Linked DNA regions of Homo sapiens: region 1 is linked to region 2. A link is an interaction called in ENCODE POLR2A ChIA-PET data of the cell type or tissue named here. Cell type or tissue: OCI-LY7. All regions are shown on one strand. Links, peaks and the distances in the headings refer to the core of each region. The heading gives the core; the rest is flanking DNA. Region 1 has its middle 5.9 kb from the start of TUBB2A. Region 2 overlaps RIPK1 (receptor interacting serine/threonine kinase 1).

What was found. Peaks named below come from ENCODE experiments on the same cell type or tissue, not always from the same donor. Only the 100,000 strongest peaks of a DNase experiment are listed, where the experiment ranks them.
Region 1: POLR2A ChIA-PET joins it to region 2 with 14 read pairs; 11 of 35 experiments call an interaction of 5 or more read pairs at or near these places.

Annotation. Positions count from the first base shown.
Region 1 is chr6:3,161,943-3,164,850 of GRCh38, forward strand. No RefSeq gene overlaps it. Among named protein-coding and RNA genes, the nearest start is that of TUBB2A, 5.9 kb to the left of the region's middle. RefSeq lists a cis regulatory region at 572-1,464, an enhancer at 630-1,440 and silencers at 715-1,104, 1,195-1,254. In OCI-LY7, for the core only: CTCF peaks have their summits at 744, 951, 1,519 and 1,739; DNase peaks (open chromatin) are centred at 430, 799 and 1,189; H3K4me3 peaks cover 2,027 bases; H3K27ac peaks cover 1,512 bases.
Region 2 is chr6:3,074,381-3,077,288 of GRCh38, forward strand. It overlaps RIPK1 (receptor interacting serine/threonine kinase 1), which reads left to right. Exons shown (of 11, transcript NM_001354930.2): 2 at 2,384-2,607. The coding sequence starts at 2,444. Among named protein-coding and RNA genes, the nearest start is that of RIPK1, 7.3 kb to the left of the region's middle. In OCI-LY7, for the core only: no CTCF peak of the experiment used is centred there; a DNase peak (open chromatin) is centred at 1,371; H3K4me3 peaks cover 1,422 bases; H3K27ac peaks cover 1,468 bases.

The DNA.
Region 1 (2,908 bases), core at 161-2,660, 88 kb after region 2:
AATGCTTGATGTATTATATTCCTTTGTGTTTTTCCTATTCATGGGCTGTTTAGGTGTTTTTGTTCCTTTATAACTTTTTTTTTTTTGCCTTCAACATTAAGAGTGAAGAAATACTATATCTTCTTCTGCTATGACTTAGACATAATCTCACAAATTCTCAAAAATATGTAACCTACTCCCAACTGTCATTCTCCCCATAATCTGAGGTGTCCAGAGCATACCGAATTATCTACAGAGCAAACTCATCTCTGCTTCCCATGACTAAGGCCGTTTAGAGGACTCAGTGCCCTCCTGCCGCGTTCCCTGACTGTTGAAAAGCACAGGGCCTAGAGTTGATGGACTGGGTGCAAATCCTCACTGTCACTTCTTAGCTGTGTGACCTCGGCAAGTTACTTAACCTCTCTCTGCCTTAGTTGCCTCATCTGTAAAGTGACAGTAATAATAGTACCCGCTTCCTGGGGTTGTGATAAAGACTGAATGAATATGTGAAAGCACTCACAATACCACCTGCCCCACAGTGTTATATAAATATTAGCTATTATAACGGGTTAATCCCGTCCTCCCCCCACTCCCTCCCTCCCTCCCTTTTTTTCTCCCTCCTTCCCCTCCCTCCCTGGAGCTCTTCTGGAATCAGGACTCAACTCCAGAGCCACTTGCGAGGCTCCCATGCGGCGAGACTGCGGTCTCCGCTGGCCGCACGCTCTTCTGCATACAGCTCCGCACTACACTCCTCTCCCCTAATCCCGAGGCTGGCGCTGCAGAGTGAGCGAGCGCAGGATCGCTAAGCGCGAGCCGAGGCGCCATCGGAACACTCTTGCCCCCACCCAGACGTCGAGTCTGCAGGTCCAGGGCAGAGGGCGCTGGGCGGCGCCGGGAGGCGCGAGGCACCCGGGAGAGCCGGCTCCGTGGCTTCCTACTACCTGACCCCCTGACCACCTAGTTCTGGAGCCAGGCTTCTTCACCCTTCGCCAGGTCTGGGCTGCCAGGGACTCGGGGTGGGGCCGCCACGCTGCCTTCTCCTTCCGTCCGGAGCGCCGGGGCGCGCGACCCGCTCCGTTTCACGCTCTAGGCAAACGGTAGTTCGGGAAAGGCTGAGCTTCGCCCCCTCCCCGCGGTGAGAGCGCGGCGCGGCGGGGCGGGGCCTCCTGCGGGCGGGAGAGGCACCGGGGTCCAGGGGCCGCGGCGCAGGGGGAGGGCGGGGCTGTGCCCCCCGGAGGCCCTGCCCGCCCCGCCCCGCCCCGCCCCGCCCCAAGACCCGGGTTCCCCCTGGAGGCCGCCACCGCCCGTCCCTGCCCGTCGCCGGCAAGGCCTGAGCCTCTGTCTCAAGATCGGACGGCCTTTGCAGCGGGAGCACCAACCAACCCCACAAATTCATGAAATACTAGGCGGGAGATGCGCTCAAAATAGGACGTGCCTTTTGTTTTTTGTAGCTATAAGAGAATATCGAAGTACTTTTTTTTTTTTTTTTTTTTGAGATGGAGTCTTGGTCTGTCACCCAGGCTGGAGTGCGGTGGCGCAATTTGGGCTCACTGCAACCTCCGTCTCCGCCTAACAGCCCTGTCGTACAAAAATAACAATAGGGAACATCTGAATAGGGGGTGGGCTAATTTTGTTAAATTTACTTTTTGATGCCCCCACGTTTTGTTGCTAGTGTTAATGAAATGCCACCAATGGCTGGCTTAAATGTAGTGCTGCCAATGTATATATTCTGTGTCTCTTCTCAGTTAGGAAGAACATTTGTTACTTCCACTACCTAAAGTTTGCCCGGCATGGTCAGTTTTACCAGTAGTCACCACAAGCACACTGCTAATTAGTTTTCCAGACCTAAGGAAACGTTTGAGATCAGGATTGGGATGTGGGGGGTGTAGGGGGAGTAATGACCCCAAAATAAAAGGAAAATTGCAATAGTAAAATGAATGTTTATTTAAATGTCTACAGAATATATCATGTCAATTAGTCAAAGACAACTCAACTTTTATATTGTAATGTATAAATTATACTTAATGTAAAAAGTTAAAATAGAAAATGAAACATATCTAATATGATATGGGACAGTTCCTCCAAAAGAGTGCCAGCGACCTCCAGAGCTCGAGCTGGCTCCATTCATCACCCACTTTTAGTATCATTTTCTGGTTATCAAGAAATGAGTAGAAGTTTTTTTTGAGACCGAGTCTCACTGTGACCCCCAGGCTGGTACAATGGCTCGATCTCAGCTCATTGCAACCTCCACCTCCCGGGTTCAAGCTATTCTCCTGCTCCAGCCTCCCAAGTAGCTGGGACTATAGGCGCCCGCCACCACGCCCGGCTAATTTTTGTATTTTTAGTAGAGACAGGGTTTCACCATGTTGGCCAGGCTGGTCTTGAACTCCTGACCTCAAGTGATCTGCCTGCCTCGGCCTTCCAAAGTGCTGGGATTACAGGTGCGAGCCACTGCGCCCACCCAGAATTTTTTTAATAACTGAAAGAAAGAAGGAGATTAAGGAAGATGGAGACAAATATGCAGGAGAAACACCCTCTGAGGGCGATTTAACAGAGCAGCGAATGTGGAAAGGGGAAGGGGAGGTGCTTCTTGGGTGCCCAGTTTCCTTGGGAGGAACTTGGGTACGTGGTCAGGGGTTGTGGGCAGTTATTCCCCTCGCTGGCCCTCAGGGGGCTCACAGGCCAAGAGCAGCTTGGTTGTCGTACATGGGTTAGGGGAAGACGGGAGAGTTAGGGTGCATGATAAGATAGAGAGGCAATGTGCAACTGGATATTTCTATGTACTTGGCCTTTCAAAATTCAAAATTTGTTAACTCATGAATACTTGTATACTGACATAATGTACAGATGCCATTTAAGGTTGGATAGTTTTGTAATTAATGAGGCATTATGGATCTCATTGAGAAGCCAATACTGACTCTGTGAGTGA
Region 2 (2,908 bases), core at 112-2,611:
TTATTGCTGAGTAGTATCCCATCGTGTTCATACACCAGTGTGTTCACTCATTCTCTTACTGATGGGCAGCTGTTTCCAGTTTGGAGCTATTATAAATAAAGTTGCTATGAACATTTTACAAGTGTTTTCCAACATACGTTTTCATTTCTCTTGGGATTGGAATTGCTGGGTCATAGTGCAGGTGTTTGTGGTTTTATAAACAAAATAAATGCCTATGAAATTTCAATGAATATTTTATGCCCCAGAAAGAGTATTTTTCATGGTCTGTATCTGGATGTAGATATTTATTATTTTATTTTATTTTAATTTTTTTGAGACAGAGTCTCACTTTGTTGCCCAAGCTGGAGTGCAGTGAGTGGCATGCGATCTCGGCTCACTGCAACCTCCGCCTCCCAAATTTAAGCAATTCTCCTGCCTCAGCCTCCTGAGTAGCTGGGATTAGAGGCGCGTGCCACCACGCCTGGCTGATTTTTGTATTTTTAGTAGAGACGGGGTTTCACCATGTTGGCCAGGCTGGTCTTGAACTCCTGACCTCGTGATCCGCCCGCCTCAGCCTCCCAAAGTGCTGGGATTACAGACGTGAGCCACGGCGCCCAGCCGGGATGTGGGTATTTCTGGAATACAAAACATCCATAGCCCTCCTTTTACTCTCAAAGCAAAACACAGACACGCACATTCACATGCACACACCAGTGTGTCCGTGTCCTGTTGGTTTGCATGGAGTTTCTGTTTTGCCACGAAGCTTTTTGCCAGCCCTTTTCCCAAAGTGTTTGTACCATTTTATACTCCCACCAGTGATGTTTGAGAGGTCTGGTTGCTTCACATGTTTGCCAGTGTTTGGTGTATTAGTCTTTTTAGTTTTGGATATCCTGGTAGTTGTGTAGTGGTGTCTCCTTGTGGTTCTCCATGGGTTTTTATTCTATATTTCAGTTTGGGGAAAATGAATGAATGGAAGAAAAGAAGGGAGGAAGGATGAAGCAAATAGCTGTGCTTTGAGATCTGACACTGTATACTTCACAGCCCTGATGGACATTCTCCAAATTCTACTCCTTTTTCACATTTTCTTCTTAGAGTTTGCATTGTTCTTTTTATATTCTTCAGATTCCTTCTTTTGTTCATAATTACTTAAACCTATTCATTTTCTAATGCCTTTCAGTTGTTAATTTACTGAAGTTCTTTGGTGCTTACTAGTGCTGCTTGCTGTAGCTGCAGGGTCTGTCTCACAGTGAATTTTTTCTTTTGTGTTTTATAATTTTGGAAAGGGAGCTCATGTTAAATTTGTATTTGTAGGAATTCTGTCTGGCCTGGCTTGAGGTTGTTGTTTGCTTTAGCCTATAACCTCAGGATGGCATCAGCCTGTGACCACTTCCTGTGTAAAAGTTCATAGTTTAGGCGATCCTCTCAATTCAAAGTCTGTATCTATTTCAAGACAGGCCCAAGGTTATAAATTTGCACAAACTTTTTTTTTTTTTTTTTAATACCTTGTGCCCAGTCCAAGACAAATATGTTTGTTTGCCATGGGCTGCTTTTTTTCTAGTTCATCCTTTCATCAAAGGGTTGCACATTGAGCAGTGCCGTGTTAAGGGGGGATTCTTCATTCTACCTTCTTTTCTTGTATTCCTTGACCTCAGCTGGGCTTTAAACCTTGACTTCTGGATGGCGAGGTTGGCACTCCCCTGTGTGAGCTACTGCCTGCCTCCGGTGCTCTGTTTCTGTCCCTAGAGTTCTTTTCCTTTCCACGGAGTTTTGGTATGCATTTCAATGAATGTTTGTATTATGTTGTCCAACATACTTGTGTCCTTTATAGCTGGAGGGTTCTTAAAATTTTCTAATGCTCCATATTGCCAGAAATAAAAAGGCTGAGGGAATAAATATTATAGTCTTCTCTGATTCTTAAAAATATGAAAAATAGCTCATCAGATGACTGTAAGTCTATCCTCAGAAATCCAAGGCACACCAAGCATGTGGTGGAATGTTAACAAAAGTTTTTAAAAATGATCTTTTCTGCCAGGTACAATGGCTCACACCTGTAATCTCAGCACTTTGGGAGGCTGAGGTGGGAGGATCCCTTGATCTTAGGAGTTTGAGACCAGCCTGGGCAACATAGTGAGATCCCCCGGCCCCCCCATCTCTACAAATAATTAAAAAATCAGCTGGTCACGGTGGGGTGCACCTGTGGTCCCAGCTACTCAAGGAGGCTGAGGGAGGAGGATTGCCTGAGCCCAGGAGGTCGAGGCTCCAGTGAGCTATGATTGTGCCACTGCACTCCAGCCTGACTGACAAAGTGAGACCCTGTCTCCAAAGGAGAAAAAAAAAAACATATATATATATATATATATATATATAGTCTTGCCCTGAGGTTTTCTCTCTGTTTTCTTTACAGGGTACAGCTCTGCCGGGGGGGGAAAAAGTGGTACCATTTTGGGCGTTCTTGAGCTTCAGAATGCAACCAGACATGTCCTTGAATGTCATTAAGATGAAATCCAGTGACTTCCTGGAGAGTGCAGAACTGGACAGCGGAGGCTTTGGGAAGGTGTCTCTGTGTTTCCACAGAACCCAGGGACTCATGATCATGAAAACAGTGTACAAGGGGCCCAACTGCATTGAGTGAGTAGGGAGCAGGGGTGGGTGGGCTAAGTTCTGAGCGGGATGGGGACGTTGGCTGTTGTGGAGCCGTTGGCTGCTGCGGAGCCGTTGGTGGGTAGAGTGAGAGGGAGCCTGCCAAGATGTCAGGGTGACGATGGCTCTTCGGATTGTTATTGTCGCTGATGTGGACTCTGAGACTGGGTAGTGAAGGACTCTCACAGCTGGTAAGTAACAGAAGAGACATGAACAAGAAGGAAATAGAGAAAGACAAAGAGATAAGTGTGGTGGGGGGACAATGAAAAGGAAACAGGAGGATGGGTGA